Regions from separate parts of the Homo sapiens genome. Here region 2 is linked to region 1. Evidence: read pairs that join two places in POLR2A ChIA-PET (ENCODE). Cell type or tissue: IMR-90. All regions are shown on one strand. Each heading gives the region's core, and the rest is flanking DNA. Links, peaks and the distances in the headings are about the cores only.

Region 1 (8,000 bases), core at 1-8,000:
AGCTGGGCACGGTGACGGAGGCTGAGGCAGGAGAATCACTTGAACCGGGGAGGCGGAGGTTGCAGTGAGCCGAGATCGTGCCATTGTACTCCAGCCTGGGCGACAAGAGCAAACCTCTGTCTCAACAACAACAAAAAAGAAACCTTCCAGTGATCTGACCAACTCTGCTGACTATGAGAAACTGTCAGTCTCCACACATATGGGGAGGGACAACCAATGGTGCCTCGGGTAGTCAGGACCAGGTTAAGGAGCTGCTAACATGGGCATCAGCCACTCTCGGGTCCCTGTAGCCTGTACTCGGCTAGAGAAGAGGCACCTGGCCAGGAGGTACCTGGTGCGGAGGGCAGAGGGCCTGTGCTTTCCACGCTGCCCTCTTGCTGCCTTTGGGAATCAGTGAAAAAGCCACCCTGTTTTCCCCCAAGCCCAGAGGGAAGGACTGAAATGCTACTCACACTGTACTCAGCTGACATTCCTCTGTCCGTCTCCCGCAGTGAGCTCCAAGGGAACTGTCCAGTAACTTTATATAAGTTTACAGAGAAACTAGGAGACAATGGGATAGAGCTTTAAAAGCTGAAACAGTGATTAGAACTTGCACACATTTAAATCAACAGACTTAACACTACGCCCGTAGGGCTCATCTTCAAGAGGAAATCTACAGCATGTGGTCACTGCAGAAGTGGCAGCTGATTCTGTCATGGTTCTTTTCACAAATAAGCCACCTATTTTAACTTTTCTATCAGGCCAGTGTACTCAATGATCTGTTGGGCTTCCTACTTTCTTTCGAAGTTTCCGGGCCGTGGTTTGAAGAAGGACAGGCCATACGAAGTTTCTTTTGTTCCATAGGAAAACTGAAAGGTCACCTTTTCTGCACGACCAAGAAGATTAGGAAGCTTGAGGCCAAGTACCTAGGAGGGGAAAAAAAAAAAATAGCAGTGGTCTACATTGAAGGAATGAGAACTTTGGATTGGATAAAGACTATGCTAGCTAAGGGACTTTCATAAAAACAGAAGGAAGATGCTAACTACAGATCTAGTCTTTCATTTGTAATCACTTTCATTCTTTAAAACATGCCGCTGCTGAGTGCTCACATCCTGCATTCAAACCTGATTAATGCAAGGGACAAGCTAACCTTGCCACCCGTGAGGCTCAAGAATGTTACAGATTTAGAGTTTAAAGGAATTTGAACAAGAGACTATTAATATGAACATTCTCCAAATCATTCCTAATTACTAACGTTAACATTGTTATCAAACAACCCAAAACATATTATCACCAATTCTACGGTGATTAAAGAGAAACCACAAATAACAACAGATTAAGGTAAATGAAATGACCGAATTTTGAAACTATCATCAGCTTTTAGAATGCAGTCATAGTGTAAAAGTTCCCAACTCTAAGTTCCAATATAAGAAAGTAAAAAGCCTGTAGCATACCATACTGCCTTCATTGTTTCCAACCATGGTGTTATAACTGCCCGTTAATCTCCTCAATTCAGTTACTTCAAAGGTAACGTCTAACCCATTTGGAAGTGCGTCATCACCTAAATAAAAAAATATTAAACAATAAGACAGCCAGGATGTTATTTTACTTTGGGTTCCCATTGCTAAAAAAGACAAAAAGCAATCTGAAGGTTCATTCTATTTTACAATCTCCTTTAGAAAATAATATAATCATGAGAAACGTTTAAGAACACTCCCACACAAAATCAAAATATTGCACACCTCTACACCAAAAAATAATGTTTCTAGTTTCTCTGGTAGAATATATCAATAAACAGGGCTGAGCACAGTGACTCAGGCCTGTAATCACAGTGCTTTGGGAGGACAAGGTGGGAGGATCACTTTCAGGCCAAGAGTTCAAGACCAGCCCCAGCAACATAGCTACAAAAATTTTAAAAATTAGCCAGATGTGGTGGCGAGCACCTATAGTCTCAACTATTCGGGAGGCTGAGGTGAGAAGATCACTTGAGCCCAGCAGTTGGAGGCTGCAGTGAGCTATGACTGTGCCACTGCATTCCAGCCCGGACGACAGAGCAAGACCCTGTCTCTAAAAAAAAAACCAAAAACCAAAAAACAAAAACAATCTACCTTTGCTACAAGGAGATAACTATAAGCAGCATTATTCACTTAAGCAAACTTAAGCAAACAATATTTGCTAAAGGAATCTGTTCTCCTATTAGAGAGGTCCTTGAAAATATTTGGGTTCTCAATTCAACCGACATGAAAATGGGGAACTCACATGACAATAGGGGTGTCAGTAACCCTCGAAGATAAGTGTGAGATTGTTTACTGTGTTACTGTGTGTAAGAGGCATGTCTGTCCTCCCCCGCACCAGGTATGATTTGGGTCTGAGCTGGAAGCAGCCACCTCGTGACCCACCATGGCCCTGGGGTGCCTTGTGCAGAGCGGGCTGGGCTCTGTAGGAATGAGTGGCCTCTCACAGGAAGGAAAGGCGACTCCTGCCTTGTACACAGGGGTGCTCAGCCCTGGCTGGACATCTAGACGCATCTGGGCAACTGTCAAAATATGCTGATGCTCAGGCACCGCTCTAGGAACTCAGGTCCAACAGTTCTAGGGTGGAGCCTCAGTACTGTCTTTTCTTTTTTTCTGAGATGGAGCCTCATTCTGTCACCCAGGCTGGAGTGCAGTCGGATGATCTCAGCTCACCACAACCTCCACCTCCCGGGTTCAAGCAATTCTCCTGCCTCAGCCTTCCGAGTAGCTGGGATGACAGGCACCCGCCGCCACACTCTGCCAATATTTTTTGTATTTTTAGTAGAGACGGGGTTTCACCATGTTGACCAGGCTGGTCTCGAACTCCTGACCTCATGATCCAGCCGCCCTGGCTTCCCAAAGTGCTGGGATTACAGGCGTGAGCCACCCCGCCTGGCACCATCTTTTCTTTCTTTTTCTTTTTTTATTTTTTATTTTACTTTATTTTTTATTTAGTGGACTTTATTTCTTAGAGCAGCTTTAGGCGCACAGAAAGATAAAGAATTGAAGCCAGCAACAGTGGGTTGCGGGTAAAAAAAAAAGATAAAGCAGAAAGTACAAAGTTTTTGTACAAACTACAAAAGTACAAAGAGTTTCCATGAACCTCTCCTTACCCCGACACACACTTACTAACACCTCGCATGTGTGGTACATTTGTCACAACTGATAAACCCATACACCAATTATTAACTCAAGTCCAGTGACTTCCCAGCCTCCCCTGCACCTAGGTGTGGCCAAGTGATTAAGTCCTGGCCAATGGGATGAGAGCAGTGCCGTGTACAACACCTAGGACAGGTGCTTAAAGGGAGGGGTAAGCCCTCTCAATCTCCTGTGCTCCTCCAATACTGGAATGAGGACACGGTGCTCAGCCATCAGAGGGACTCAGGGACCCTAGGGATGACAAAGCAACAAGACACCACGGGGGGAAACTACACCAGCCCAGGGTGACTTCAGGGAACGAAGCACCACACCAGCCCAAGGTGACCTCAGGAAACCACACTAGCCCAAGGTGACTTCAGAGAACAAGGCACCACACTAGCCCAAGGTGACCCCAGGGAACCACAGGAAACCACGCCAGCCCAAGGTGACCTCAGGGAACGCAGCACCACACCAGCCCTTGGCAGTCTCCCAGCTGTGTGGAGAGATGGAGACTTCTCTCTTGTCTAAGCCACTGTTCTTTTAGGTCTGTTAGTGTTGGCTGAAACTATACTCCAAATAATGAAAATGTCCTTAGTTTATCTAGCACCTTATTTTTTGCAAGCATTTTCCTATATTGTCTTATCTAGGCCTTCTCAAAATTACCCCCCATTCAATTCTGAAGAGTTACTCATTCACAGATTCATTCCAAATTTTATTTTTCAATGGTGTCTGCTGAATTCTGACTAAAGTGGGAACTCTACCGCGCCATGTTAGGCCCACCACGGTCTGGGCTCCTGACGGCTTTTCTTCCTTGTCTTCCAGCACTCCATTCCCCCAACCTGCACTCCAGCTCTTCCTACACTTGCGGTCCACCCAGCGAGCCACTCTCCCCTGGCGTGGGCCTGATAAGTGCTATCTCTGTCCCCAGAACATTCTTCACCCCACCTCACTACCAGCCCTTCTCCCCATACTCGCTCAGATGCATCTTCTAGGTCTCAGCTCAGACATCGCCCCTTCAGGGACACCCTCTCTGATCCCCTTCTCATGCCCTGGCCAGGTGAACTGTCTCCTCCCTCAGCCTCTTACAGCACAACATAGCGACTGTGCTGCCATCACTTACTGGTCTGCCCCCAACCCAGCCCCACTGACCGAAGCCCCTTCAGGAGGAGACCACGCCCTGTGTGCTGCTATGACCGAAGCCCATCAGGAGGAGACCACGCCCTGTGTCTCCCTCTGGGGCCTGCACAGGGCTGGCCTCGAAGCAGGTGCTCACTAGCCAAAGAATAAATGTTCAGAGACGTGCCCAGTATCACACAGCAACAAGAAAATGGGCAAAAACTAAAATGGAAATTGGATTCCCTCCTCTTTTTAAAGCATACACTGAGATGGGGGTCTGCACAGTGCTGGGCTGGGCTATGTGAACGAAGCCTGGCCCCCTCCTTCAGAGTCACTCTCAGGCCCCCGTGGAGTCCAGGGCTTCACACAACAGTATCTTCAAAGTTCACCACTCCTCCCCGGCCTCATACAAAAATCCAGGCCCGCAACTGTAAGCCCAGCTACTCAGGAGGCTGAGGCAGGTAGATCGCTTGAGCACAGGAGTTCCAGACCAGCCTGGGCAATACAGCAAGACCCCTCTCCAAAAACAAACAAAAAATCCAATCCCTTCCCTGAGACTGCTAACTCAAGGACTACCTGTTTGATCAACTTTCAGGTTCTACACAGCAGGGAGCAGTGCTCTGCTGCCCAGATCTGCATCTGGCCATAAAAACAGCTTTTCTCTGATGGACAGAAAGGGAATTATAAAGATACTACACCACAATATGTACCTTGACATGTGTCAATCAAAACATCCACTTGTCTAAAAATTCCAAGACGGAGCAATTTTTCACGGGCTTCATGAGATTTCCGCATTACCTATAAAATGGGGGAAGAAAAACAAGGAATATATTCTTCTACGATACAGAAACAGCAAATGGCAGCCACACGGCGAGGCTGGTAGTTTACCATTCGGTGCTAAGTCAGATCACTGAGCAGAGAGCACTACCAAGACCAGCCACATGACAGAAGGGAAAAGCACCACAGGGGCAACAAAAATGCCCATTCACAAGTGCAAAACCAAGCCTTGGCATCAAGAGTGTGCAACATATAATCCCCTTCGTATAAACAACAAGACTAACGCAGATACACAAACCTAACACACAGTCTAGAACGTTGTGCTGGAAGAGATCACAATCGTGAACAGTGGTTATGTCTGGCAAAAGAAAGACACGTGTGTCTGCACACCTTTTCATTTTTTTTTTCAGCTCTCCCTTTGAGGAAGAAATGCACATCTTCTTGTGGTGTTTCAATTTTCTATTCATTTCTTTACTTTCTTTTTTTTTCTTTTTTTCTTTTTTCTTTTTTTTTTTTTTTTTTTTTGAGACAGAGTTTCGCTCTGCTGCCCAGGCTGGAGTGCAACGGTGCAATCTCAGCTCACTGCAACCTCTGCCTCCCAGGTTCAAGCCATTCTCCTGCCTCGGCCTTCTGAGTAGCTGGGATTGCAGGCACAGACCACCACGCCAAGCGAATTTTTTTTTTGTATGTTTAGCAGACATAGGATTTCACCATGTTGGCCAGGCTGGTCTCGAACTCCTGACCTCAGGTGATCCACCTGCCTCAGCCTCCCAAAGTGCTGGGACTACAGGCATGAGCCACCACGCCCGGCCTTTCTAACCATCTCTAACCACTGTTAGAAATGTTCAACTTTGTGTCCTTTCTTTGTTGTCAACAGCAGTTCCTTCTGATGCACGGAGTCCATTCTTATTGGAAGGACAGGTAGAAGGAAGGTAAGGCAGCAAGTGCTGAGGACACAGAGAAGGAAAGGCCCTCGTGTGATAAGGAAAGTTGAGATTCCACCCTGCAGGTGAAAGGGAGTCACTGTAGAACTGTCAGCAGGAGACAGAAAGGATCACATTTCCTTGTGAGAAAGAACGGATCACACAGACGAATGCGGTATTCTGCCCAGATGGGAGAAGCCTGCAGGTGAAGGATGCAGGGGGTGCTCTGGCAACAGCCTCAGGGGCTAGGGTGAAGGCAGGCCCAGTGCAGGCCATGGTATTGGAGGGGAGGACAGACCCTGGAGACATTTCACAGGCAGGGGTCAGAGGACACTGCCACTGCCTAGGTAGAGTGCATGAGAAGAAGAAAGAGGCTAAGAAAGAAGCTACTGAAACTGCAGCTCGGCGCTTAGCACTGGGCTAGCGCTGAACACCATTAGAGAAGTCAGGAATAGAGATGGGAAGACAGGCAGAGCAGACAGATGGAAAAGGGATGACTTCAGGTCTCAGCCCCATGGAGCTGGAGACGGCTGTGGCAATGCCATGAGGAAACGATGAGTCGGCAGTTGCATAGTCAGGGCTACAGCTCAACACAGAGGAGCTGGCTAGAAAGACAGCATGGGGAGCCCTCCGCATTCAGGCTGTAACTGAAACCTGGGATGTGGATGAGATGACCCAGGAGACTGATCCTTGTGGAAAAGCAACACTTAAGGATGCTCACAGGGAAAAGGAGCTGACAACAGAGCCTGAGAATGACTGTGATGAGACAGAAAAAGCAACCCAGGAAAATGGTCACCAAAGCCCAGGGAAGAGGCAAGCGCAAGAAGAGGGACAGACACATTCAAAGGCAAATAACAAAGCAGGACAGGTGCATTCAGCTGAGGCTACAAAGCGATCATTTCTTCAATATGCAAAGAGCTATTGCAAATCAACAAAAGCCAAATGACCCAATGGAAGACAGAAGACACCAAGTTAATTCACAAGAGAGATATGAATGAACACTAAACAGAAAAAAAAAAATGCTGGATCTCATTCATAATTAAATAAATACAATTTAAAACAATGAGATGGCATTTTTCTTCTAACAAGATGGCAAGAATTTAAAAATTGTGATAAAACCCAATTTTGGGAAAGAGACCGTCTCATGGACTGCTGTAAGAGAGTGGACTTGTGGGCCGGGTGCAGTGGCTCACACCTGTAATCCCAGCACTCTGGCAGGCCGAGGCAGGTGGATTACCTGAGGTCAGGAGTTCAAATCGAGCCTGGCCATGGTGAAACCCCATCTCTACTAACAATACAAAAAATTAGCTGGGTGTGGTGGTGTGCACCTGTAATCCCAGCTACTCAGGAGGCTGAAGCAGGAGAATCACTTGAACCCAGGAGGCGGAGGTTGCAGTGAGCCAAGATCGCGCCATTGCACTCCAGCCTGGGCAACAAGAGCGAAACTCCGTCTCAAAAAAAAAAAAGACAGTGGACTTGTGCAATCTCTTTGCAGAGCAATACGGCTGCATCAGTGAACACTGCAGAGTGCGCACACTTTGACCCAGGAATCCCACTTCCAGGAATTTATCCTAAAACACAGTCAATGTACACAAAGACACACTAAGATGTTTAGTACAGCATTGTTTGTAAGAGTGAAAATTAATTTAAATGCCCATCAATGGAGAACTGTTTATAATAAAATGTAGAGGGCCAGGTGAGGTGGCTCATGCTGTAATCCCAGCACTTTGGAAGGCCAAGTTGGGAGGACCCCTTGTGCCAGGAGTTCCAGATCAGCCTGGACAACATGGCAAAACCCCGTCTCTACAGAAAAACTTTAAAAATTAGCTAGGCATGGTGATGTGTGCCTGCAGTCCTGGCTACTCAGGAGGCTGAGGTGGGAGGATTGCTTGAACCCAAGAGGTTTAGGCTGCAGTGAGCTGTGTTCACGCCACTGGACTCCAGCCTGAGCAGGACTTGCACCAGAGCAAGACCCTATCTCAGAAAAAAAAATTTAAAAAAGTTAGAAAGTGTGTACAACGAGGTACCACACAGCCAACAGACTGGTATGTAC
Region 2 (16,127 bases), core at 4,669-12,668, 67 kb after region 1:
GGGGCCCCATGAGATCAGTGGTCATGCACTGAAGGATAGCCAACAGGGTTGTGTTATTTTCTCCAGCAACTTCCACCTGTTCTCAAGACAGCATGGAATACTTGGAGAGGGCTAGGATTTTTTGCAGGTAGCATGACTGAGGGAGAGAGGGATGGAAGAGTTGAAGGTGTTTGCAGGGGCAAGGGTGTCATGGGGGCTATGAATGTAAGCTGAGAAAGGAGGGAGGGGAGGGCTTTCGGGGAGCTGTGGGTTGTAGGAGCCCTGTAAAGCCAGTGGCTTGGAGCGTCAGAGGGGCTGGAGCATCTCTGGTGAAGGGCTCACAGTTTGGGTATAAAGACGATTTTAAAGTGAAAACATTTGAAATCTTACCAGAACATGGAACCTTCCATACTTCCTCACTGAAGTTCCAAACTTCTCCCAGCCCTGCCATGCTTTGTTAAGCTGGTATATAAACCTTAACCTGTGGGTGTTCACTATTGAGTAACTCCTTTGTGCATATGTAGATAAGCCTTGTCTTTTCTCCTGCTCATCTGTCTATTGTCAGTTAATTTGCAGGCCCTTGATTATAGAACCTAAATGGAGAGGAGAAAGATTTTCCTGCAGAGGAAGAGCTGGGGGTCCTGGGAGGGAGGATTGTAATGAGATCCTGGGGGCAGAGGAGTTACCGGTGGTGACCAAGTGAAGGTATGACACGAAGGTGGGTGGGAGTGGGTGGGTTGGAGGGCAAGGTCATCTGAGAACTCAAGGCCTGAGAGGCTAGGATGTGGATGCTGAGGTCTCCATGAATGGGGACACGAAAGGGGCAGAAAGAAAGGCAAGGAGCCAGGGGATGAGGTCATCAAAGGGTGTTGTCAACCACAGGGACAGGTGTGGATGGTGCAGTAGGCATGTGAGTCAAAGCAGGTGGTGGGTTGCAGGAGGAGGGAAGGAGGCAGTCTGGAAGCAGAGGAGAGGGGCAAGGAGGATGCGTACAGGAGAGATCCCAGCCTCCTGGTGGTGAAGCAGCTTCCTGGCAGAAGGGCTGCAGAAGCAGAGGGCAGGGGGTTGCTAATGATACTGGTGGGAGAGTCAGGGCTGGAGGGGGCTCAGCAGGGGTAGAGGATTGGCAGCGGGCACGGGGGCAGGGGCATGGTGCCCCTCAGTCTTGCCAGGAAGGGGGTGGGACAATGGCTCATTTGCAGGTTTTCTAGAAGTCAAAGGGAGGGAGTCCCTGGTCTAGGACTGGTCTTCCCTTGAAGGAGCAGGAGCACCTGCTGAGGGTAGGGGCCTGGGGCACTACTGACCACCCACTGAAGGCAACCACTCAACCCTCTCCCTTCCCTTCCTTTCCCTTCCCTTCTCTTTCCCTTCCTTCCTTCCTTCCTCCCTCCCTCTCTCTTTCTCCCTTTCCCTTCCTCCCTCCCTCCTTTCCTTCCCTCCCTCTCCCTCCCTTCTTCCTTCCCTCTGTCCCTCCCTTCTCCCTCCCTTCTTCCTTCCTTCTTTCCTTCCTTCCTTCTTTCCTTCCTTCCTTCCTTCCTTTCTTCCTGCCTTCCTTCCTTCCTTCCCTCTTCCTCTATTTCTTTATTTCCAATAGAGACGAAGCCTCACCATCTTGCCCAGGCTGGTCTTGAACTCCTGGGCTCAAGCAATCCTACCACCTTGGCCTCCCAAAGTGCTGGGATTACATGTGTGAGCCACTGCGCCCAGCCCACACATCCCTCTGTCAAGGGGCCCCTTGGAAGCACCAGCCAAGCTCAAGCTGGCAGTGTTTTGAGACAAGGCTTCCCACGGGAAGCCTGTGAGCACTGCAATGGTCAGCTGGCAGCAACGGTGTGGGATTTGTCCTTCTGAGAGGTGCAAACACATCAAGGGACCGAAGTGACAAGAGGAGTCAACTGGTGCATCTCCATCTTTTCCCCAAGGAGGGGACACCTTACTATGTTTCTGATGTCCGGGGCTTAGTGGAGAGGCAGGTGTGTGACTGAGGGTCCCTGTCACCTTAGGCGGAGGATGCAGGTTTGGAGCAATGTGGGGATGGTGATGTATAAGATCACTGCTCAGCCTCCCGGGCTGCACCCAACACCTGCTGTCCTCCGTGGTATTTACAAAGTAATGCCTAGGCCACAAGACCCTCTCCGCCTCCCCTGGCAGTCCAGTGCAGACCTGGGGTTGCTAGCAGCTGAAATTTTATTCCTCGGCACAGAACCTGCCCACACATCCAAGCATGGGCCTGTTGAGGGCTGGTTCCAGCTGGAAGCTGTGGTACCCACCCCTGGTGGGATGCAGCCCATGTCTCCTCATAAGGCACCCTCCGAAGGTCTTGTCCTGGCAGAGCTGCTGGGTCCTGAGATGCGTATGGAGTGGTGCTTCTCCCCACCACCCCCCTGCCATTAAGGAGAGGATGGAGCCCCAAAGACCTGGCCCAGGTAGGCTGGGCATCGGGATGCAGAAAAGTCTGCTCATTTCTATCCTGAGCATGGTGGAGGGAGTCGGGGAGTGTTTTTAACCCTGCCCAGAGCTGTGGCCAAGTGGCAGCCAGGTCCTCATCCTCTCTCCCTGCTTTCCAGGTTGAGCCATGGCCCCCACCCCGGCCCCTTCTCTGGGCCCCTCCCCCAGCCCTCGTCATTCTCCCTCACCAAGTAGGTCTCCAGAAAGGCTCCAGGTGGAATGCCAAGTCCACACCACACTGACTGGCTAATCACAGTTAATCTGGCTGGTTCAGTTTCTGCAACTGTAAAAGGAGACTATGCTGAAGACACAGTCCTAGCTCTTTGGTGTTCACCCCTGGGCAGAGGGCAGAGCTGAGCCCATCTAAGATAGGAAAATGATGTCGATATCTGAACATTCTGTGGCTTCTTAGGTATCTGAAATTTGTGGGGTTTTTGTTTGTTTGTTTGTTTTTAAGATGGAGTCTTGCTCTGTTGCCCAGGCTGGAGTGCAATGGCGAGATCTCAGCTCATTGCAACCTCTGCCTTCCAGGTTCAAGGGATTCTCCTGCTTCGGCCTCCTGAGTAGCTGGGATTACAGGCACCCACCACTACACCCGGCTAATTTTTTTGTATCTTTAGTAGAGGCGGGGTTTCACCATGTTGGCCAGGCTGATCTCGGACTCCTGACCTCAGGGGATCCAACCGTCTTGGCCTCCCAAAGTTCAGGGATTACAGGCGTGGGCCACCCCACCTGGCCTGAAATTTTTTTAAAGGCAAACGACACCCCATTGCTGACACCCCAACCCCCTGACAAGTGAACCCTTGTGACATCCAGTTGACACATGTTCAACTCAAGAACTCACGCAGGGACAGTCGCTGCGGAAATGGGGACACCCTCCATTCAACCATTCTGGACACTTCCCTCTTCAGAAGGGCATCCACTGCCATAATCTTCTGTTGGAGAGAGGATTGTCTGAAAAAACAGGAGTCAATTTCACCCAGCGTTCTTTAAACACACCCAGAAGTGTGTCTACCGGGGCGAGGTCCCAGCCACTCACTGCAGACTGGGGTTCTGGGCTGACTTTGGAGACTGGCCCCGCAGGTTCCCCTGGCGCTGTGGTCCCAACATTGTGAGTCGGGACAAATATGCTCCTTCCCGCGGAGGCTTTCTTCAAACTCTTACAGGGGTTTGTGACTGCAGGAGGTAGAAATCATACTTTACCAGTCTCAGCCTTGAGGCTGACATGGAGCGGAGACTCTGCGTCGTGTGGAGCCGAGAGAAGTCAGTTCACGGGGACCTGGGGACTCCCCATCCCTGCATCTTCTCCACATTCTGCAGAAGCGTCTCTGATGCCCACCTTCTGGCAGGGCTCAGAGGCAGCCTGGGTTTTGCTGTGGAGCCCTGGGCCAGCCCCCACAGGAGGTTGGACATGGGGCAGGGTTCTCAGGTGCCCCAGGGCCTGACCACATCCCATGGAGGAGCCACAGCTGCTTGGTATGAGTATAGAGAGAGCCCACAGCCCACCGCAGGACTCAGATGCCATTTGGGAAGAGGGGGGCCTGAAGCACAACCTGTAGGAAGAAAGAGGGGAGGGGTCAGCAGGACATGAAACAACTCCATCCCCAACCCTCTGAACCAACAGGCACCCTGGCACCCGAACAGGTTGGCACCCATTGGGGCAGGGCCCAATCACTACTCTAGGCAAAGGGAGGGGACACCAATTAGGGCCCAGACCTCCTAATTAGAGGCCTCCGATCTGGCCCAGACCCACTGTGTGGCCTTGGCCGAGCCACGCCCTTGCTGCTTCAGTTTCCCCACCTATAAAGTGGGAATAAGAAGGCCAGAGCTCCAACGTCACAGCTGAGCCACACACAGAGGACCAAATGAAACAGGTGCCTGGGGTAGCTCTGCAGAACCTCCAAGCCTCGTGCTGTCCCAGGCACACTTTCCATTTGCTCTGTGCTAAAAAGTAAAGGCTTCTGGCTGCTACAGAGGTGAATTTCTTTTTTTCTTTTTTTTGAGATGGAGTCTCGCTTTGTCACTCAGGCTGGAGTGCAGTGGTGCCATCTCGGCTCACTGCAAGCTCCACCTCCTGGGTTCATGCCATTCTCCTGCCTCGGCCTCCCGAGTAGCTGGCAGTACAGGTGCCCGCCACCATGCCCAGCTAATTTTTTTGTATTTTTAGTAGAGATGGGGTTTCACTGTGTTAGCCAGGATGGTCTCCATCTCCTGACCTCATGATCCGCCCGCCTTGGCCTCCCAAAGTGCTGGGATTATAGGCATGAGCCACTGTGCCCGGCCGAATTTTTTTTTTTTTTAATGAAACAAAACAAAACAAAACAAAACTGAGGACCAGGTGTGGTGGCTCTTGCTTGTAATCCCAGCACTTTGGGAGGCCAAGGCCAGAGAGAATCACTTGAGCCCAGGAGCTTGAGACCAGCCTGGGCAACACAGTGAGACCCCCATCTCTTAAAAAAATTTATTTTTTAATTAACAGGACATGGAGGCACGCACTTGTAGTCCAAGCTAGTTAGGAAGCTAAGGTGGGAGGATCGCTAGAAACCTGGAAGTTTGAGGCTGCTGTGAGCCATGACTGCACCTCTCCACTCCAGCCTGCACAACAGAGGAAGACCCTTTCTCAAACATAAAATAAATAAATAAATGATAATTAAGGGCTTAGATTGAGGGGGCCTTGCACATCTGGGCTCTGCTGTTAGTTCTTACAGCTTAAAGGACACATATTATAGCACATCGCTGTAGACCTGTTGGGAGCATGTTTATCAGGAATTTATCTGTTTTCTCATTATCTAAAACACTGGGCTCCCACCCCCAGCCCCCACCAAAAAATAAACAATTATTCCATCCAACACTTACTGAGTCTCTGCAGCCTCGTGGAAGACAGATGGTGTGGCGGATGTGGGGATTGGCCACAGGGTCAGATGAAGCAAGCTTAACACCACAGACAGCTCTGTGACCTCGGGCAGGGCTGAGAAGTGGGGATGAGACCTCCTCCCTGGAAGGGTCGCTGTGACGATTCCATTAATGTCTCCACAGAACATGCTGGACAGCGCCTGGCATGGGGTAGATGTTCAAGAAACAGTAACTGCTAGCGTTACAATCACTGTGACTGCTAAGATTATAATTAACACTGTTTTCCAGAGGGATTCATGGTCCCTGCTTTCTGGAAGTTTCTGGGTTGGTGGCCAAAACACATAAATTTATAATCAAAAATAGGAAGAGCTCTAGCAGAGTAGCACAGGACAATTGTGGCTTTAATAACGAATTATAACGGCGTGTACTGTGACAGCACGCTACGTCGTAGGCACTGAGGGCAGGAGGTGCACCTGGATTTTGTGTCATGCTCATCATAGTAACTCCGTGAGATCCGTGGTACTATTACCCCTCTTCTATGGATGAGGAAACTCAGGCCCAGAGCATCGTACCCAGGACCCACAGCTAGCTAAGAGGTGGAACCAGCGTTTGAACCCAGGTTGTCAGATTATCTCCTCACTAAGGGAATGGCCACCTCAGGTGGGAGGGAGGAAAGGGAGTCAGGGCGGGCTTCTCGGAGGAGGTGACGTTGCATGCACCTGCACACACCCCCTGGGGCAGGCCAAGGAGGCTGATGGATGAGTGCGGGAGGGAAGCATCCCTCCTGGCCCTGGCCTCAGACCCCCTGGTGTCTGGCCCTGCCAGGCTTGTGCCCTCTGCCAGCCTTGTGCCCCTGCCAGCCTTGTGCCCTCTGCCAGCCTCTCTGGCTTAGCAGCACAACCCATTGTCCTCAATGCCACAGTCCCCTCCCCTGGTGACTGACAAGCCCCTGGGCAGAGCCGCTCACCTCTGACCAGGTGGCCAGTGCCGAGACAGGACGCACTGGTAGGAGGCGGCCGGCATGAGCCAGAAGCAACTCTCTGCCCCACGGCTTCCCTCAGGGCTGGATGGGAAGAGACCAGAAATACTTTTTTTTTTTTTTTGAGATGGAGTCTCACTCTGTAGTGCAATGGTGTGATCTCGGCTCACTACTGTGGGTGGCAAGCCACCCAGGCGCCAAGGCAAGAGACAGAGGACACGAACTGTTCCAGTATAATAAAATATAAAACAAGAATAGTTATACCAGATATAGATCTTAGATATGATTATATATGAATATCATTAATCATTAGTTTGTAGCAATTACTTTTTATTCCAATGTTATAATAATCCTCTCTCTATAATCATAGCCTAGGAAAAACCAGGCCATACAGAGATAGGAGCTGAGGGGACATAGTGAGGTGTGACCAGAAGACAAGAGTGCGAGCCTTCTGTTATGCCCGGACAGGGCCACCAGAGGGCTCCTTGGTCTAGCGGTGATGCCAGCGTCTGGGAAGATGCCTGTTACCAGGCGGACCGTGGTCCAGCGGTAGCAAAAGGTGTCAAGGAACAACACCCGCTACTTAGCAGACCGGGAAAGCGGGTCTCCCTTTACCCGGGGGAGTTTAGAGAAGACTCTGCTCCTCCACCTCTTGTGGAGGGCCTGGCATTAGTCAGGCTCGCCTGCAGTTATCCAGAGGCCTAACCGTCTCCCTGTGATGCTGTGCTTCAGTGGTCACGCTCCTAGTCTGCCTTCATGTTCCATCCCGTACACCTGGCTCTGCCTTCTAGATAGCAGTAGTAAATTAGTGAAAATACTAATAGTCCCTGGTATGCAGAAATAATGGTGTAAGCTGTCTTTCTCTCTGTCTCCTCTCCTTCTCTGCCTCGGCTGCCAGGCAGGGAAGGGACTCCTGTCCAGTCGACACGTGACCCACGTGACCTTACCTATCATTGGAGGTGACTCACATTCTTTACCCTGCCCCTTCTGCCTTGTATCCAATAAATAACAGCGCAGCCCGACATTCGGGGCCACTACCGGTCTCCACGCATTGGTGGTAGTGGTACCCCTGGCCCAGCTGTCTTTTCTCTTATCTTTTTGTCTTGTCTTTATTTCTACACTCTCTCGTCACCGCACACAGGGAGAGACCCACCGACCCTGTGGGGCTGGTCCCTACACACTACAGCCTCTGTCTCCTGGGTTCAAGCAATTCCCCTGCTTCAGCCTCTCCAGTAGCTGGGATTACAGGGGTGCACCACCACACTCGGCTAATTTTTTGTATTTTTAGTAGAGACGGGTTTTCACCATGTTGACCAGGCTGGTCTCAAACTGCTGGCCTCAGGTGATCGGCCTGCCTTGGCTTCCCAAAGTGCTGAGATTAGAGACATGAGCCACTGTGTCTGGCCTAGAAATACTTTTAATGAACAGAAGGAGTCCGGCCTGCGAAAACAACTCCTCCTGACCTGGTATCCACACCCAGCTCCCACCCCAGCCCTTCCAGTCCCCACCACGTCCCTCGCAAATCAGCCCTGTCTCTCCCCACTGCCTCTGCCCCCGGCTGGCCACCATGATCTCTCAGCCAATCTTTCCTTTCACTGTGCCTCTCCATAAAAGCTGCTTCAGGGCCAGGCGTCCCAGCACTTTGGGAGGCGAGGTGTGTGGATCATTCGAGGTCAGGAGATTGAGACCATCCTGGCTAACATGGTGAAACCCCATTTCTACTAAAAATACCAAAAATTAGCTGGGTGCTACTCAGGAGGATGAGGCAGGAGAATGGTGTGAACCCAGGAGGCGGAGCTGGCAGTGAGCCGAGACCACACCCCTGCACTCCAGTCTGGGTGACAGAGCAAGATTCCGTCTCAAAAAAAAAAAAAAAGCTGCTTCAGGGCCTGCTCTCAACCCTCTTCCACCCCGGTGTGTCTGCAGGGCAGGCTGGCCCCCGGGGGCTGCAACCGCAGTCCTCAGTAAGGATCGTCAGCTCTGACAGGCGACTGGGCCACGGCTGTGGGGAGGAGGAGGTATTTGAGAATCTGTGTGTGTTGGGTCGGGGGCAGCATAGGGAACACGTGGTTTGGGGAAGGTGATTCTAATGCAACCCCACCCCCTTGAAATCCAATCTTTATAACTGGAACAATTTTAGGCCGGGCACAGTGGCTGTCATGCCTGTAATCCCAGCATTTGGGAGGCTGAGGTGGCAGGACTGCTTGAGCCTAGGGGTTTGAGGCCAGCCTGGACAAAATAGGGAGACCCTTTTCTCCACAAAAAAATTTAAAAAACGATCTGGGTGTGGTGATGCGCACCTGTAGTCCCAGCTATTCGGGAGGCTGAAGTGGGAGGATCACTTGAACCCACAAGGTCGAGGCTGCAGTGAGCCATAACCACACCACTGCGCTCCAGCCTGGGCAACAGAGCCAGACCCTGTCTCAAAAACAAAACAAAACAAAACAAAACAAAATTGGAACAATTTTAGGCATACCAAAACGACTGGAATTTGTTTTCAAAATGTGGATCAGTATGTAGAAACACATAAGTAATCTTTTTATAAAAGTCTTACATTTATTTACTTATTTAACCTCAAACTTTTGGCCTCAAGAGATTCTCCTGCCACAGCATCCCAAAGTGCTGGGATCATAGGCATGAGCCACTGGGCTCAGCCTGAAAAGCCTCACATGCATTTAAAGTGACCTGGAGTCATTTGTGATGAGCAAAACAGATGCCTCTTAGAGAAACCATGAAGAGGGACACAGGGCAGCTAGAGACCAGACCAGCCTTAAGGATGCATCTTCCCCTTGAGACCAGGACCCCTGCCGCACCGGCAGCAAGCTGGGTGCAATCCACTGGGGAGCCCTGGACTGCTGCCCAGGCTTTCTGAGGCGCAGGCAGAGTGGAAATGGCTGGCCCTCTTTCTGGCAGAAAAGGCAGCACCCGGAAATGAGCATTTAGGCTGAGCCAATGGGCAGGGGCAGATGTCAGATTTCAGGTTATCCCACAGAGCAAGAAACAAGCAGCTGCTCCCAAATAAAGAGCAGCAGGAACTTGAGCCTGCTAGGGGAATTTCTAGCCTCTAGAAATAGTCCTGAGGTGGGGTAGGGTGCCTGTCACCCAGAGAGGAAAGTGGGGCAAGAGACCCCGGTGGCTTGGCTCGGAGCTGGGGCTCCACAGATGCCCAGGACCAGGGAGCAAGGGTCGGCTCCTGAAGGTCATGGGGAATCAGAAGCCAGGCTGGGATCCACGCTGCATTTGTGTGACCTGAGCGCAGTGGTCCTTGTGTGAGAACAAGTGGATACTCTCAGATGAGTTTTTTCTTAAGAGCACAAGTGAGAACCGGGGTTGCAGGAAACACAAAGGGGCTCCAACCTCTGCCAAGCACTTGGAAGAACACAGAAGCTGAAGGCTGTCCTTGGTGGGCTGGTCCACAAATAATCCAGTGGGGAAATGGGGGAGAGAGAGGGTGGTCCAGTTGGAAGGCTACAGCACCAGCAGGCACTCATGTTGAGAGGGAGGGTGGCTGGACCATGGAGCAAAGACCGGGTCAGGATTGAGGAAGGAGCATTGGCGGGAGGTGGCCACCAGCCAAGGGTGAGTGAGAAGGCATCAAGAGCCTCTCTCAGCCAGGCGCAGTGGCTCACACCTGTAATCTCAGCACTTTGGGAGGCTGAGGCAGGCGGATCACAGGAGATCAGGAGGTCGAGACCAGCCTGGCAAACATGGTGAAATCCCATCTGTACCAAAAATACAAAAATCAGCCAGGCATGGTGGCAGGTGTCTGTAATCACTGCTACTTGGAAGGCTGAGGCAGGAGAATCACTTGACCCTGGGAGGTGGAGTTTGCAACGAGCTGAAACCGTGCTACTGCACTCCAGCCTGGGCAACAGAGCAAGACTCTGTCTCAAAAAAAAAAAAAAAAAAAAAAAAAAAAGCCCCTCTCAGGTGTCTGCCCTGGCAGGGTGACAGGTACTCGTGGGTTTGGTGACAAGGTGATGGCAGGGTGACAAGGCCCTGGTTCCTGCTCCCACTCCTTAGCTGCCTTTGTCTCTCCTGTGGCCTCCTCTGCCTGCTCACTGGGCCACCAAGCCACGCTATGGCTTGTCCAGCACCCTGGCCAATGCCAGGCTTGGCACCTCCCCCACTGGGTGCCGTGTCTCTTGGCAGCCCGGGTTCCAGGGGTGGTCTGTCCATACAGCCCTTGGCTGGTTACCTGGAGCCCCCCAGGCCCACCCCTACCCATGATGGGTACCCAGAGAGTGCTGGAGACAAAGCTCCTGGGCAACTTTCTCCCTGACTGTGTTGCTGGCTGGCTCTCGGCCCTGAGAGGGCTCTGCTGGGGGCTCAGTCCCCATCCCCTCCTCCTTGTCTTCCAAGCCAGGAAGCTTTATTTTCCCCCTCCAGGAGGATGGAGCCCAGGCTTCATGGGGTGCTCCTATCTGAGCTCAGGTTCTGTGAGGGGCCTAGTGGCTTCCAGTTCCCTGTGCAGGGGAGTGTGGGGTGCGCACAGAAAGGAAAGCACGATTCTGGAACCACAGGGCAAGTGTGACTGGAGGGTTTCTGACCCCCCCGTTCTGATCCTGGCACTGACATTTCCTGGCTGCTGGGCCCTGGGTTATTTACGCAAATTTTCTGAGTCTCAGCTCCCTGTTAAGCGGGGGTGATATGCCTGCCACTCAGCAGGGGTGTCGAGGGTTAAGTGCTCTCTGGAGCTGAGTCCTCAGAAGGCACCAGGAGCTGGTGGCTTGGTTATTGTCATGATTGGCAGCTGGAGGTAGAGCAACCTGCTGTGGGAGACAGTCACCATCCCCATGTCCTGGGACGTGACGGCCACTGCTGTGCCCAGCACCTTTGGCACATCCCTCATCTCATCCTCACAATTGCTCAGGGAGAGGTGGCCCTGAACACCTCCATTTCACAGATGGGAAGACTGAAGTGCTGTCTTAGTCGGTCTTCTGCTGCTATCACAGAAAACCTGAGACTGAATCATTTATAAAGAAAAGGGACTTATTTAGCTCACGGTTCTGGAGGCTGGGAAGTTCAAGACTGAGGAGCCACATCAAGTGAGGGATGTCTGGCTGCATCATAACATGGCACAGGGAGAGGAAGGGAGAGCAAGACAGGCCGGACCCACAGGATAATGGCTGGAGTGCAATGGCGTGATCTCAGCTCACTGCAACCTCCACCTTCCAGGTTCAAGCAATTCTCCTGCCTCAGCCTCCTAAGCAGCTGGGATTACAGGCACCTGCTGCCACGCGCAGCTAATTCTGTTGTATTTTTAGTAGGGATGGGGTTTTGCCATGTCAGCCAGACTGGCCTCAGACTCCTGACCTCAGGCGATTCACCCAGCTTGGCCTCCCAAAGTGCTAGGATTACAGGTGTGAGCCACCACACCCGGCCCTGATTACCTCTTAAAGGTCCCATGTCTTAATACTGTCACAATGGCAATTAAATTTCAACCTGAGCTTTGGAGGGGATACAGTAGGCACAGGCACAGCAGGGTCAAGTGACTTGTTCAAGGTCTCTGACCTGGTCAGTGGCAGAGCTGAGATTAGAAACACGTCTGTCAGTTTGCAAAGCCCATGCTGACTGCCTGGCAACACAGCCACCCAAGACAGGCAAGGAGAGGGCTTCCGGGGCCAGGGGAAGGAGACAGCCCACCCAGAGCCCTTGTGCAATGCTTTCTGGCACAACAGGGCCTCCTGAAAAGACAGGTGGCAGCCTGGGGCACAGACTGGAGCCACTCTGCCTGCCAGTTCCCAGCTGGGTTAACCTGGGCAAGTTGCTTCATCTCCCTGGGCCTCAGTGCGAAATGCAGATAATCCAAGCACCTCACCTCCTGAGTTGTCATGAGGTAATCAGCTAATGATTAGAAAGTTACTTCACCTCCACTGGGCGCAGTGGCTCATGCCTGTAATCCCAGCACTTTGGGAGGCCAAGGCGGGCAGATCATGAGGTCAGGAAATCGAGACCATCCTGGCCAACATAGTGAAACCCCGTCCCTAATAAAAATACAAAAAAAAAAAAAATTAGCCAGGCATGGTGGCAGGTGCCTGTAGTCCCAGCTATGTGGGAGGCTGAGGCAGGAGAATCGTTTGAACCCAGGAGGTGGAGGTTGCAGTGAGCCGAGATCACACCACTGCACTCTAGCCTGGTGACAGAGCAAGACTCCATCCCCTGCCCTACAAAAAAAGAAAGTTACTTCATCTCACATTTCACTGTGCCTCTATTTCCCAATCTGTAAATCAGGGCTGACGGCAGTGGTTTGCTGAAAGGATTGAAGAAATTAACCCGGGTAAAATGCTTCCAGGGGTGCCTGGGACATTACACACTCAATCTGCATCAGCCATCATCTCTCCAGCCTGGCCCCCTCCTCCTTATCACTCCCCACACAGGGTCCTGCTTCCTTGAACAGCCAATCTGCTCTAACATCTTTGCTTATGCTGCTTCTGCTGCCTGGCAGAGGCCCTAGCCCCAGATATCCTATTTGTCATTTAGGTGTCAGCTTCAAACCCATCATCTCCAAGAAGCCTTCCTGACCACGAAATATGGAGTAGCTCCCTCTCCATGACGCCTCTGCTACAGCCTTTCTCACTAGCTGACCCATCTCTTGCTGACTTTTATTTCATTCTCTTCCTTTCATTTCATTTTGGTCGGTTTCACAGGATGGACACCCCGTGAGACTCGTGGTCAGTCTGGGTCTCAGCTGTATTCCCAGAAACCAGAACAGCCCTGAGCAGCTCTCCCAGGCCAGGTAAGTCCTCAGTTCCCCAAAAGGCCAGCTCCCAGCTCCACACCCATCACTGGGCTGTCAACAGCTGCCCAGGGCCGTGGGAAGCTGCCCTCCATCCCGATCACAAGGAGGGCCTCTGACCTAAGGCCGTGGCTGCTCCTGGCTTTGTGGCCTGGCTAGCTAGTGCCCTGGTATCTAGGGCACCATGGGCTGGAAGAACGGTTGTCAGACTTGGCAGCATCCTGGAACCGGCTGCCTGCAGTCCTGGACTGGTCAGAGGAGGAGACTGGCAGAAATTCAAAGGGGTCAGGAGACATTTGGACTTGAATGTGGGGAAAGGGGTTTGGGCGCCCAGGTCCTGGAGTGAGTGGGGTGGGAGCCGTGACTCAGACCAGGTCCTGGAGTGAGTGGGGTGGGAGCCGTGACTCAGACCAGGTCCTGGAGTGAGTGGAGTGGGAGCCATGACTCAGAGCAAGTGCTGTGCAAGCTTCTGTGGCGTCAGCTCCTGCGAGGGTGCAGGGCGGGATCAATACCAACCCGTCAAGGTGAGCTGTGTCAGGCCCTGGGACTTTGCTGCCTCTCTACAATGTCTGATCCCTCGTCTAGTCCGTAGCTTGCTCCAGGGCTGGCCCAGCTGCCTGGCCCTATGCCCTAGGGCATCAGGGAAAAAGGCGGACAGGGCACAGGGGAGATGAGGTCTTCCCAATCCTGGGGATGGAGGCAGTGAGAGGAGGAGGAGGAACTGGGAGTCTCCACGTTACCTTGACTAAGCAGTTTCCCTCTGCACTTCAGTTTCCCCTCCTGTTAGCTGGTGGCTGATCTGGGGACACCTGACCCCACATTTCACTCCTTGTTCTTATCTTACGAAGTTGACAGCAGTGCCCAGCTCCAGCATCCAGGGCCTTTGGTGCTCACCCACGCCTGTGGCTGTTCTGTGCCCACCCCCAGCACTGCTCTTACCACCCGGCCCCTGCAGTACCAACCACTCCACAGCTCCTGCCTTGCCCATCTCTGCTGGAACCCACTTAAAAAAAATTTTTTTTTGGTATTAAACAAACCTATTTAAAAATGTTAATATCAGGGCCAGGCGCAGTGGCTCACACCTTTAATCCCAGCACTTTGGGAGGCCGAGGCAGGCTGATCATCTGAGGTCAGGAGTTCGAGACCAGCCTGGCCAACATGGTGAAACCCCGTTTCTACTAAAAATACAAAAACCGTGCATGGTGGCACATGCCTGTAGTCCCACTTACTCAGGAGGCTGAGGCAGGAGAATCATTTGAACCCGGAAGACGGAGGTTGCAATGAGCTGAGATGGAGCCACTGCACTCCAGCCTAGGTAACAGAACAAGATTCTGTCCCCCGCAAAAACAAACAAACAAACAAACAAAATGAGCTGGGCATGGTGGCGTGAGCCTGTAATCCCAGCTATGCTGGAGGCTGAGACAGGAGAATCTCTTGAACCCGGGAGGCAGAGGTTGCAGTGAGCCAAGAATGTGCCATTGCACTCCAGCCTGGGTGACAGAGTGAGACTCGGTCTCAAAAAAAAAATTTTTTTTAAATAAATAAATAAATACAAATGCTAATATCAGGAAATCTTGGCAAAGGGTAGCCATGAACACTGTACTTTTCTCACAACTTTTCTGAAAATGGGAGATGATATCAAAATAAAAAGCTCCCAGGCAGGTGCTGTACCTGGGAAGAAAACGGGGGCGGTCGGGGGGGGGGGGCGGCGTAGAAGGACTCTCAAAAAAGAAAAGGTGGAGTCCAGGAGTCCAGGAGGCAGAGGAAAGGCTTGGAGAGGACGAACTAGAGCCATGTGGCTGGTGAGAGGCAGGGTCTCACTCCATTGCCCAGGCTGGTCTCAGGAGCGGCCCTTCCCCACCTGACTGTCGCCCCTCATGCTTGTGCCTCTGCTGTCCGGGAAACAAGCCACGGTGCACGTGGCCCCTAGTGCCTCCTGGAGGTCACCATGCACACATCAGCCCTCAGTCCCTATCACCAAATAATGGATGCCTGGTCACCCTTCCCCACTTGGTAACACCAAGCACCCACCTTCCCAGACCTGCCCTCAGAAAACCCCGGGTTAGTGGAAGTTGGGTAGCGCCCTGGGCCCCAGCCAGAAGCCAGTGCTGCCCCATGTCCCTCCCCCAACAGGAGCCATTTCAATCCTCCACACCCTCCCCTCACTCTCAGGGTTGCAGTGCAAACGCGTGGGTGCCCATTGTCCGCTGGGGCAGAGCAGCAAGTGCTGAGGCCCCTGGCTGATTTTGCACACTAGTCAAACCAGTTATTAGCACCTGTTTCCCAGATTGGAGGAGGGAGCTTTTCTGGGGCTGGGATTGAATCCACTTACCTAAAATTCCCCAGACTTTAGGCAGGCTCCACATTGTGACAGGAATTTAAAAAGAGTAAGTGATAACTAGCACGTACCAGGGACCCTGCTCAGTGTTTTACAGACATCAGTCATCCTTTGCAACCCCAAAGGTAACCCTATGAGGGCCGTCCTGCCACATCTCCACTTGCAGAGGGGAAACTGAGGTGTGTGACACCCAGAGGCCTGTAAGCAATCGGTGAATGTGGCCAGGCCCCAAACATGACGTGCTCGGACCACTGTTCTACTGAGTGGAGTAACGGGGGGACTGAGGCAGGTGCTCTACCTGGGGAGAAAATGCCGGGGCAGAGGGACTCATGGAAAAGAAAAGGTGGAGTCCAGGAGGCAGGGGAGGGGGCTTGGAGGGGACAAGCTAGAATCATGTGGCTGGTGGGGAGGGGCTTTTTATTTTTCCAAGATGGGGTCTCGCTTTGTTGCCCAGGTGGGAGTGCAGTACTGCAACCACGGCTCACTGCAGCCTCCAACTCCTGGGACCAGGCAACCCTCCCGCCTCAGCCTTTCAAGTAGCTGGGACCACAGCTGTGAGCCTGGCTAATTTTTATTTTTGTAGAGATGGGGTCTCGCTTTATCGTCCAGGCTCGTCTGGAACTCCTATTCTTGAGAATTTTCCCTATAGTCATAAGAAATATTGGTTTTTAACCTTATTTTTTTCTAATGTCTTTGTCTGGTTTGGTATCTGGGTAATACTGGCCTCATAGGATATGTTGGGAAATGTTCCTTCTTCCTCTATTTTTCATAAGAGTTTGTGAGGGATTCGT

Evidence for each region. ChIA-PET counts read pairs that join two places held together with the same protein. Peaks named below come from ENCODE experiments on the same cell type or tissue, not always from the same donor. Only the 100,000 strongest peaks of a DNase experiment are listed, where the experiment ranks them.
Region 2: POLR2A ChIA-PET joins it to region 1 with 15 read pairs; 2 of 35 experiments call an interaction of 5 or more read pairs at or near these places.

The regions. Positions count from the first base shown.
Region 1 is chr22:43,965,776-43,973,775 of GRCh38, reverse strand. SAMM50 (SAMM50 sorting and assembly machinery component) reads right to left here. Exons shown (of 15, transcript NM_015380.5): 4 at 4,958-5,045; 5 at 1,434-1,540; 6 at 775-905; 7 at 453-540. Among named protein-coding and RNA genes, the nearest start is that of SAMM50, 14 kb to the right of the region's middle. In IMR-90, for the core only: no CTCF peak of the experiment used is centred there; no DNase peak of the experiment used is centred there.
Region 2 is chr22:43,895,233-43,911,359 of GRCh38, reverse strand. No RefSeq gene overlaps it. Among named protein-coding and RNA genes, the nearest start is that of PNPLA5, 11 kb to the right of the region's middle. RefSeq lists enhancers at 5,697-6,197, 12,721-13,920. In IMR-90, for the core only: a CTCF peak has its summit at 6,708 (motif pointing right); a DNase peak (open chromatin) is centred at 8,909; H3K27ac peaks cover 1,861 bases.